2 separate regions of the Mus musculus genome follow, and region 2 is linked to region 1. Evidence: chromatin loops called from intact Hi-C (ENCODE). Cell type or tissue: gastrocnemius. All regions are shown on one strand. Links, peaks and the distances in the headings refer to the core of each region. The heading gives the core; the rest is flanking DNA.

Region 1 (5,366 bases), core at 131-5,130:
GTCCCCTGGGCTGTAGGGATTTCCAGAATCTGAGATGAGGCGTGCCCGAAGGCATCGGTACTGCCTGGCTACATAGCTGCTCCGGGTCCTGGCCAGAGCACGGATGTGGGCAGTGAGCATATCCTCGCAACCTTCCTCGTCTTCATCTTTGTAGCAGTCGTTGTTCACTTCCTCCTCTTCTAGAGCAGGACAGGAAAAGTGCACTTCCGACCCAAGGGAGTGAGCGTCTGCTCCAGGATGATGCACTTCCTGTCCAGTATGGTGAGCTTCCGGTCTCAAAGGGTCTTCCACCCAGGAGACCCGGTGTGGGGTGGGCTTCCTGGGGGCTGGATGGGAGACGCAGGTTGGCTTATTACAGTGCCGTTCATCCATTCCCTCATCTCTCAAGGTCCCCGGGCCCCGCCCAGCCAACCTAGACTGTATTTCTGTCCAGTCTCTGGCTCTGTTTGCTGTGGAGTCTCTGTTCCCCAGCCTCCATGTGTCTCCAGGTAGAGCTGGTTCACTACAGACAGCACCCTCCCTGAGGTGTCCACCTGGATGCAGCCAAGCCGATGGGGATCTGAGGGTCAGCGGAAGAGACAAGGTGTCCCAGGTATATAGGGGGCACCAGGAGACTTCATTCCCATCATCCTTCCTCACTTAAGACCAAGAATGCAGTCCCACTCCCACCCCTCCCCCACCCCCAGCTCCCAGGCCCTCCTGTTAGATCCCAGGATCGATCTTATCCCCTCCAATCACAGCTGACCCTGCAGATACCTCCTTCTCCTCCTCCTCCTCCTTCTCCTCCTCCTCCTTCTCCTCCTCCTCATCTTCCTCCTCCTCCCTCCTCCTCCTCTTCCTCCTCTTCTTCCTCCTCTTCCCCCTCCTCCTCCTCCTCCACTCCCCCCCCCCCTTCCTCCTTTCCCTCCTCTTCTTTATGGTTTCTCAAGACAGGGTTTCTCTGTCTTGGAGCTCACTCTGTAGACTAGGCTGTCCTCGAACTCACAGAAATCCACCTGCCTCTGCCTCCTGGGTGCTGGGACTAAAGGCGTGGGCCACCACCGCAGCTTCTTTTCATTCTTGCCCCACTCCCAGCTTCTTTCAAACCCAGTTAGTTATCTGGTCCTTTAGATCCAGTCTCTCTGGACCACAAAGAGGCAGGTTGGGCTCTCCTTCCTGGAGCAGTGGACCTCACCTGAGTGATTATCTCCAGCCCCCACAGTAGGCGTGGGCAAGAGCAGGGTCCTTGGCAAAACGTCCCTGAGTTAAGAGAGAGGGAAGCCTTGGTATGGATGGGTATCTCAGGCAGAAGGTCCCATGTCCCTCTGCCAGATGACCTGTACCTGCTGGCTGACAGAAAGGCCAGGAGATGGGGACAGTCGGGCATGCAGAGGTTGGAGGATTCCAGGGACACACCTGGTGAGGGGAAGAGAAAGGGGAGTTACAGGGTGGCCACTGCACACCTCACCCTACCCTGTGGCCCAGCCTCCCCACACTCCTACTCCCCATCCCCATACTCCTCCCTCAGAGACAGGTTGTTTCCACCACTGGGAGTTGACGTCATTTTCTCTCTCGATGTTCTGACACCAAATAAGTTAACTCATCAAAAATGTTTTCAGTTTTTGTTGTTGTTGTTTTGTTGAAACACTGTCTCACTGTTTCTCATAGGCCAGCCTGGTCTACAGAATGAGTTTCAGGATAGCCAGGGCTACACAGAAAAACCCTGTCTTGAAAAGCCATAAAGGCTGGGCGTGGTGGCACACGCCTTTAATCCCAGCACTCGGGAGGCAGAAGCAGGCAGATTTCTGAGTTCGAGGCCAGCCTGGTCTACAAAGTGAGTTCCAGGACAGCCAGGGCTATACAGAGAAACCGTGTCTCAAAAAACAAAAAGAAAGAAAAAGAAAGAAAGAAAGAAAGAAAGAAAGAAAGAAAGAAAGAAAGAAAGAAAGAAAGAAAGAGAGAGAAAAAGAAAGTAAGAAAGAAAGAAAGAAAGAAAGAAAGAAAGAAAGAAAGAAAGAAAGAGAAAGAGAGAGAGAAAGAGAGAAGGAAAGAAAGAAAAGCCCTAAAGAAGAGGAGGAGGAAGAGGAGGGGGAGAAGGCAGTTGTGGTAGGAGGGGATAAGATCACCTCTTTGGGGCTGGAGAGCACCCTCTTGTGGTTAAGAGCACTGACTGAAGAGCCTGGATAGCTCAGTCGGTAGAGCATCAGACTTTTAATCTGAGGGTCCAGGGTTCAAGTCCCTGTTCAGGCGGAAAGATGGTTCTTTTGTGTTTGAATAAGGGAAGAGCAAAAACCTCAGTCAACACAAGAATTTCTTTCCTCAAAGGGAATAAAAATAAACCAAGTAAAAATGAAGTGGGCTCAGTAGGGAAGCCATCCTTTAAAAAAAAAGGGGGGGGGGGGCTGGTGAGATGGCTCAGCAGTTAAGAGCACTGACTAAGGTCTTAAGAGGTTAAGAGCACCGACTAAGGTTCCTAAGGTCCTGAGTTCAAATCCCAGCAACCACATGGTGGCTCACAACCATCCATAACGAAATCTGATACCCTCTTCTGGAGTGTCTGAAGACAGCTACAGTGTATTTACATATAATAAATAAATAAATATTTCTTTAAAAAAGAGCACTGACTGTTCTTCTAGAGGTCTTGAGTTCAATTCCCAGCAACCACATGGTGGCTCAAAACTCTCCATAAAGGGACCCAATGCCCTCTTCTGGTGTGTCTGAAGACAGCTATGATGTATTCATATACACAGAGTAAATAAATAAACCTAAAAGCAACCATCCCTGGATCCTAGGGGCAGTGATGCCCCCTGCACACCTGGGATGTCCCCCAGATCCACTGAGATCTGCTGGCCTGGATCTCACTGTGTGGCCCAGATTGGCTTCAAAACACATGGCAATCTTTCTGCGTGAGAATACAGTCCTGAGCCACCACACCAGGCTTCCTTTTGCTTTTGTATATGTAGCCCAGGCTAGACTAAAACTCTTCTTTTTATTATATTAAAATTATTCCAGCCGGGCGGTGGTGGCGCACGCCTTTAATCCCAGCACTTGGGAGGCAGAGGCAGGCGGATTTCTGAGTTCGAGGCCAGCCTGGTCTACAAAGTGAGTTCCAGGACAGCCAGAGCTATACAGAGAAACCCTGTCTTGAAAAACCAAAAAAAAAAAAAAAAAAAAAAAAAATTCTATTTATATGTATGGTTGTTTTGTCTGCCCGTGTCCGTGTGGTATATTAATGCCCACAGAGGACAGAAGAGGGCACTAGATTCCCTGGGACTGGAGTTACAGGTGGGGTTCGAGCCATGTCACATGAGTGCTGGGACTCTGGAAGATGGGTCCAGCACTCCAGCTCCAGTCCTTGAATTCTCGAATCAACACAGGTTATCTTCTTATGGAGGTTCTCAAGGATGGAGACTTAAGTCAACCACTCAAGGAAGAACGCTCCGGCAGGAAGGACAGACAGTAGCGACATCTTGCAGCTGGGTTAGCGGGAACAGAGAGGAGAGCAACGGGGCTTGGCAGTGAGTGTGGGCCTGAAGCAAACGGAGGGGCAGAAGCAAGCTGAATCAGACAGCACTGTAGCTCACGATGGCCACCTAACTTGGCATTCAGGGACGTTACCAAACACCTCCAGGGTTTGGGGGAGGGTTGGACCACAGGAAGCCCATGTGTGAACACACCTCTTTGCTGTGCTCAGCAAGGGTTTCAAGAGCAAAGGGAGCTGCAGAGACATCAGGGGAGGAGACTACTGCAGTGGTCTGGGCAGGAAATGCTGGGCTAGCTCAGACTCAGTGATGGAGGCATGTGGGACTGGGGAGACTCAAGAGATATTTGGGGATCAAAGCAGATAGCTCTCAGCCCATTTGCTGTGTGGACTGAAAACCCAGGGCAGGTTCCTCACCTCCAGGAAACCTCTGAATTTGATAGGTGTTGATATCTCCTGAAGAAGGTCCTGCCTTCAACATCAGGACCTGGCCAGGCTCATGTCCGATGACCAGGAAGCTCTGGAGAAGAGGGGCCAGGGCAGAGATCAGCTCCATGCAGGAATGCGCAGATGTTTCTTTCTGCCTGCTTGCTGACACTTCGCTTTAAGGGGTGGTCCTCAACCTTTCTAAGCTGTGACCCTTTAATACCATTGAGGGACAGTGGTGACCCCCCAACCATAAAATTACTTTTGTTGCTGCTTCATAACTCTAATTTTGCTACTCTTATGAACTGTAATAGAAATATCTGATATGCAAAAACTATCTTTGTACTCTTGATCCTCCTGCCTCTGACTCCTGGTGAGCCACTAGGCACAGCCCTGAGGAATGTCTTGTTCAAGGCCATAGTGTGCTGAGCTACAGGAAATGATTAACATCTGGGCTTGGAGGCACACAGCTGTGATTCCAGCATTCTGGAAGCTGAGGCTGGAGGATAATGGGTTCAAGAATAGTCTGATTACACAGTGATATTGGCTCAGGTAAATGTACTCAGTGCTGGCTTGGCTTTACCACATAACTCCCAAGTGAGCTTTATTTTGTTTGATTTTTCTCCCCCCCCCCCCCCAAACAGGTCCTGGCTGTCCTGGAACTCACTGTGTAGACCAGGCTGGCCTTGAACTCAGAGATCTGCCTGCCTCTGCCTCTCAAATGCTAGGAGCACTGCCAGGCTCCAAGTGAGGTATTTTTGTTTGTTGTTTTTTAAAGATTTAATTATTTATTTTATGCATATGAGTGTTCTATCTACATGTACACCTCCATGCCAGAAGAGGGCATCTAATCCCAGTATAGATGGTAATGAGCAACCATGTGGTTTCTGGGAATTGAACTCAGGACCTCTGGAAGAGCGGACATTGCTCTTAACCACTGAGCCATCTGTCCAGCCTCCCCCACTCCCTAAGTGAGCTTTTAAAGCCTGGCTCTCCAGTCCTTGGCATGCGTTCTTCCTCGGGTCAGAGGCACAAGACACCTGGCACCTCCTTTCTTCCTGCCTAGGATACACATATCATAGACCAGGGCCAGACCCCAGGTGAAATGAAGAAAGCTCCGAGAATAGCCAGCCCTGATGTCACTGAGCTGCTAAACTCCAGCTGCCAGGTGCCTTGCTATTGGAAAGACAAATACATTTGTTGATGTCCTTACAGAACAGGCCTGGAGATTTAGCTCAGCTGGAAGCGCGCCTGCCTTCAGTGCATGGAACACTGGGCTCAACCATCCCTAGTACTGCACATGCTAGGTGTGGCCACACACACACACACACACACACACACACACACACACACACACCCCTCTAACATTCATACTCGGGGGCTGTAAAGGCAAAAGGATCAGGAATTTGAGGTCAGCCTCTGCTACACAGTGAGTTGGGGACCAGCCTGGGGTGTATAAAGCCTTCCCTAAAACAAATTC
Region 2 (5,366 bases), core at 1-5,000, 100 kb before region 1:
AATTGTAAAGAGTTGTCATATGACCCAAGCTCCTTGGCCCTTGCTCATCTGAGTAAGTGAGGCGCATAATTGGCAAAAGTCCTGTGTCCCTTGTCAGTTGGTGAGATACGGAGCCCCTTCTCCCCCAGACCTTATTTGTTGACAGCCACCCGTCCATCCAGTCACGCCCTCTTCCTCCCTCAGCATATCCGTGTGGGCTGGGAGCAGCTGCTCACGACCATTGCCCGCACCATCAATGAGGTGGAAAACCAGATCCTCACCCGAGATGCCAAGGGTATCAGCCAGGAGCAGATGCAGGAGTTCCGGGCATCCTTCAACCATTTTGACAAGGTAACCTCACCCTACCCTACCCCACCCCACTGGCATAGCATTGCCTTTTGTCTCCCTCATTGTATGTCCCTTCGTACCCTCTCCATCTGCACCCATCCATCCATCCATTCCATCCACTGTCCTCATGATGGGCAGGACCCCAGAGTACACACAAGGCCAGGTGGGCACAGGTTCCAGGACTCTCAGAGTTTTTAAAATTTGGATCTAGACTGGTAACCTCTTGAGAGGAATTCTGAGTGTTGAGTTTGATTGTCTCCAGATCTCCTTTCACCCAGTACCACAGCCACTCAACTTCTGTGAGTACCAGTGTGCAGCCTCTTACCCTGTCCTGTAAACACTGAAGACAGGGAAAGGTCCCCTCTATCTTTGAGCCCTGGACTTGGTCCTCCATGCTGCCCACTGGACCCCTACTGAGGCCATGAAGACCTCTCTGCCCCACCAGTCCCTGGCCACCACCTTGTCTGCATCGCCTCTAACTGTGTGTTTCCCTTCCCCCTGTGTCTTCCTCCCCTGTCCACTGCATGTGGCCCGGCCCCTGCATCACCCTGTACGCCTGCCTTCGATGGCCCCCGGTAGGACCATGGCGGGGCACTGGGGCCTGAGGAATTCAAGGCCTGCCTCATCAGCCTGGGCTATGACGTGGAGAATGACCGGCAGGTACGCGAACCACGGCCCCAGCAGACCGACATTAACTGCTCTTCTCTTTCTCTCCTCTTCACCCCTGGCATCCTGTGCTGTCTCCTGGCTCTCTTGCCTCTCCTCCCTCATGTCTCTGGACACTTCACCCCTTACCTGGTCTCTGGGCCTCCTGTCTCCTTGCTTCTCCATTGTCCTGTCTGTCCGCTGTGCACATGGGGCCTAATCTGGGCCTGGCCTCTGCTATGCCTGCGTCCTGGGAGCAGAAGCAGACAGGCAGCATGGACTCAGATGACTTCAGGGCCCTGCTTATCTCCACAGGATACAGCCTGGTATGCTGCCTCTGCCTCCCCTGCCTCTGCTCCTCCTCCTTCCCCAGCCCCCTCACTCCCTCCCGAGCTTGCCTATCTTCCTGGGGACACTCACTCCTCCAACTCCAGTGCAACATAGCCTTGCCTGCCTCCGCTGCTCTGCTGCACTCGAGGCTGGGGTCCTTCCAGTGGACACCCTCCACCCCACCCCCGAAAAACCAACCTCTTCCTGCAAGTATCCAGGGAACAGTCTTCCAGCTCTCTCCCTTCTCTTTCTGTTTCTCATTTTCTTTCCCCACCCACCAAAGCTGGGAAAGTGAACCTCACCCCCTGCTCCCCCAGACTTGGGGGGAGGAGGCCAAGGGACAAACTCCCAAGGCTGGCACTATTTGGCAGCATTTCTGTCTTTGAATTCTTCCAAAACTGAATCTGTAAGCAGCTCCACTAAGTACTATGTCCTCTCCCTTTCCCCCTCCCCACAGGGTGATGCTGAGTTCAACCGGATCATGAGTGTGGTTGATCCCAACCATAGTGGCCTCGTGACCTTCCAAGCCTTCATTGACTTCATGTCAAGGGAGACCACAGACACAGACACAGCTGATCAGGTCATCGCCTCCTTCAAGGTCCTGGCAGGAGACAAGGTAAGCACGACCCACAGAAGCATTGGCGGCCGGTAGCCAAAACTTGAGCCAGCACTGGGTACTAGGTCAAGTGGGTAAGACACAGTGGCTCAGAGTCCTGTTTATGCCCCTAGAACTTCATCACTGCTGAGGAACTGCGGAGAGAGCTGCCCCCCGACCAGGCCGAGTACTGCATCGCCCGCATGGCACCCTACCAGGGGCCTGATGCTGCTCCTGGCGCCCTTGACTACAAGTCCTTCTCCACAGCCCTCTATGGGGAGAGCGACCTGTGAGGCCCTTGGCCACCCTGAACAGAGACTCCCTTGGCCTCCCGGAGGGGCTGAGGAGCCCTGCCCCCACCCTGACTCTGTATCTATGCAAAGAGCTCTTTGTGGTCCTTCTAGGGGGTCAGGCAGGGAGGGGCTAGGCAGGCCTCTCTTTCTCAGTCTTGTAGGGGAGGGAGGCTTGGCAATCAGCATTTCTGGTCTGCTAAATATATACGCTGTGCTGTGGGTTCTTAGCCGATTGGAGGGGACAACGGACTCCTGTGCCCCAGAGATACCTTCCTATCCCAGGTCCCCTCTGCCCCTGAGGCCCCTTCAAAGCCTCTCACATCTAGGCCAAAGCCCCATGTGCCTTGTCCAGGAACCGCCTGCCCTAAGAAGTCCAGCAGAGGGCACCCAGCTCCCCTGGACCAGATTCCAGTGGCTCCTCCCAGGAGCAGAGGACCTGCCATAGCCCTTCTCTGCCTCAGGAGTGGCTGCGGGGCAATCAGCCCCAGCCCACCTGGCCTCTGAGTCTCAGATTTTCTAAGGACCAAAACCAACAAAACACAAAGAATGGAACAGAAACAAACAAAAAAATCATTTAAAAAAAAAAAAAGGAAAAAAAAAACTTAAAAAAAAAAAGAAAACTTTAAAAACTTAAGACCTTCCAGAGAATTACTATTTACTTTATTAACTTACGGATTTATTATATAAATATATATCCATCTAGCTGCATATCTCTGCCACCTCTCTCACTCTCATAATGAAGACATAGCTGATTCAATGCCCTCCCCAGTCCCTCCTGATTTTCCCCTCGTGGCGGTGGGCAGAGGTCTCTGGGGACCTTCTGAGGTGGAGGCAGGCTGCTGGCCTGCCTGCCTGGTCGTTAATGGGTTTCTCTCCACTCGCCCCCTTGAGTTTATTCTGATTGATTTTTATTTTCTTGGTTTCTGGATAAACCACCCTCTGGGGATGGGAGAATAAAACATGTAATATTTTTAAGAAGGACTCTGGTGTCATCTTCTCCCTGCATCTCTGTTCATGCCCCAAGGAGCTGGCAGTGCCCACCAGCCCAGTGCCTGTGTGGGGGTTGTGCCCCTCTCTAAGCAGGGACTGACATGAAGAGGCTTCAAAAGGAAGGGTGGCAGTTCTGTTTGGGATGGCTCCAGCTCGTAATCCCAGCACTTGTGAGGCCGGCCAGGGTTACATAGCCACCACCTTTGTGACAGTGAGTCGGGCAGCAGGGTGACCTCCCTCAGCTTCAAACCTATGAGAAGGTAGCCACCTCCGACCACTGAAGAGAAAAGAAAGATACCCTTGAGGCAGAGGCCCTGGGATGGTGCTAGAGCCACACTGTCCCTCGGGCCAGCTCACCTGTTTGTGGGTCAGGCAGACGACCCCCTCGCCGCCATCCAGGTGTTGGCAGCAGTGGCCTGTGTGGGAGAGGCCAGGGTGAGTACGCAGCACCAGCCCTGATGCACACCCCACCACACCCTACCCTGCCTGCCAGGAGTACTCACGGAAGATGCAGGTGAGCCGGGCTGCACAGCACACGAAGCGCTCGAAGTCCACACGGAGCCGGCTGTCCCGGTAGCGGCTAGTGAGGGACTGGGTCAGCTGGTTGTTGAGGTGGAAGCCTACGAGGAGGCCGCCTTGTTTATTGTGTTTACAGTATCCACGTGTGGTGCTGCTTATTTTAGTGTTGGGGGTGGGCACACGTACATGGGGAGCGTCTTCCTCAGTCCTTTCTCTACTGAGGCCGAGGCTCACCGAGATCACTTGCCCTTCACGTGGGTGCTGGGGATCTGAACTCTGGCCCTCACACTGGAGTTGCAAGTAAAAGTTCCTTACCTACGCAGCATTCCTGTGTGCTGTTTGAAAGAAGCTGTCCTCTAACTCCTACATAGCCAAGGACTGTCACCAGCTCCTGAGGCCCCTGCCCCTCCTCGGGTGCCAAGAGTTCAGCCTGTGGTTTATGTGGTACTCGATCTAGAACTCAGGGCCTCCAGCACGCTTGAGGAGCACTCTCCAACTGATGTGGGCCTTTTGTGGCTGTTTTGGAGTGTTGGGGGTGGAACCCCGGGGCCCTTGCATAGGCCAAGCAAATGCTCTCTCCGTTGAGCTACAACCCCAGCCCTCTGGGAAGTTAGTGTGACACTTAAGTTGCTTAGGCTGCTTCTCAAGGTGCCAACAGGTGCAGCTTTGTGATTGCGCCTTCAGAGGTTGACGGACTATCTCCCCGACTGGGTACCACTGTGTGACTCTTCCTCTGAGGCCGCACCTAAAGTCTAGACATTGGCTCTGTCACATCTGCTGTAGAATCACAATGCAATGGATTTCTAGAAGCCCTAAGGCCCAAGGACTTGTCCCTCCCAGCTTCCATGAGCCCCATACAGTCTCAAAGATAACTGTACAAGTTTGTATTGTACCTTTGTGTGCTCATTCAACAGATGCTGCCCCTCCCACCCCCACGAACACCAGGCACACCATGCCCAGAGCTAGGTGGCCTGAGGCAGGTCGGTGTCCCTCTGATGTCCATGTACCCTGAGTATTGGTCTATGCTGGCCCAGGGCTGAAGGGAAACCTGGCTAGATGGCAGTAGTTCCTGACCCAGGAGCCCTCTGTCAACCTCTTAGAATTGCTGAAGATTCCCAGGCAAACATTATTATCAGACTCCTATCCAAAACAACCAGGCACTCTGGGATGAATGGATGGATGATCGAGTAAGTTCCCGACCTCCCCTCTGTCCTGTGTCCACTGCTTTAGTTCAGCACCCTGGCCCCCACCTTGGACTCTGCCTTGGGATCTTGTCTTCCATGTTCTTGGCCACTATTCTAGGTCTCATACTTGTAGTCTCTCATCTCTCACTAGCCTACGTGCCGCCCCCTGCCTGCCTGCCCCGGCTCCTACTTAGTGGTCACAGATGAACCCATGGAGGCATGGAGCTGACGGTCTTCTGAAATCACGATAATCCCACCCTAACATACATTTCTCCATGGCTTAGGATGGGATTTTCATCCTCTGTTGTATAACTCCGTAGCCTCATAAGGTGCTTTAGGGTATCTGGGGTGTTCTGTGGCATCTTGTGGGCTCCTTGCCATACTACACATTAGCCATGCCACAGATAAGCAGTCAGAGCCTCCAGGGAAGGAAATGGGCTCTGGCACTTGTGGACAGCCTATTAGGGATGGCCACAGCTGAGG

Evidence for each region. A loop is a pair of places that touch in the nucleus more often than their neighbours do. Peaks named below come from ENCODE experiments on the same cell type or tissue, not always from the same donor. Only the 100,000 strongest peaks of a DNase experiment are listed, where the experiment ranks them.
Region 2: it touches region 1 in a loop (2.2-fold over the local background); 2 of 42 quality-filtered maps call a loop at or near these places.

Annotation. Positions count from the first base shown.
Region 1 is chr7:28,790,851-28,796,216 of GRCm38, reverse strand. Rinl (Ras and Rab interactor-like) reads right to left here. Exons shown (of 12, transcript NM_177158.5): 4 at 3,878-3,980; 5 at 1,323-1,395; 6 at 1,175-1,239; 7 at 413-559; 8 at 1-326. It overlaps n-TKctt24 (a tRNA gene), which reads left to right and starts at 2,157; the gene lies at 2,157-2,229. In gastrocnemius, for the core only: CTCF peaks have their summits at 2,141 (motif pointing left) and 3,215 (motif pointing right); no DNase peak of the experiment used is centred there; H3K4me3 peaks cover 200 bases; H3K27ac peaks cover 409 bases.
Region 2 is chr7:28,891,053-28,896,418 of GRCm38, reverse strand. Capn12 (calpain 12) reads right to left here. Exons shown (of 21, transcript NM_001110807.1): 19 at 3,684-3,800; 20 at 3,538-3,596; 21 at 2,834-3,457. The coding sequence ends at 3,431. It overlaps Actn4 (actinin alpha 4), which reads left to right. Exons shown (of 21, transcript NM_021895.3): 18 at 184-330; 19 at 907-987; 20 at 1,760-1,918; 21 at 2,032-3,171. The coding sequence ends at 2,190. Among named protein-coding and RNA genes, the nearest start is that of Gm44700, 4.8 kb to the right of the region's middle. In gastrocnemius, for the core only: a CTCF peak has its summit at 2,569 (motif pointing right); a DNase peak (open chromatin) is centred at 2,563; H3K27ac peaks cover 532 bases.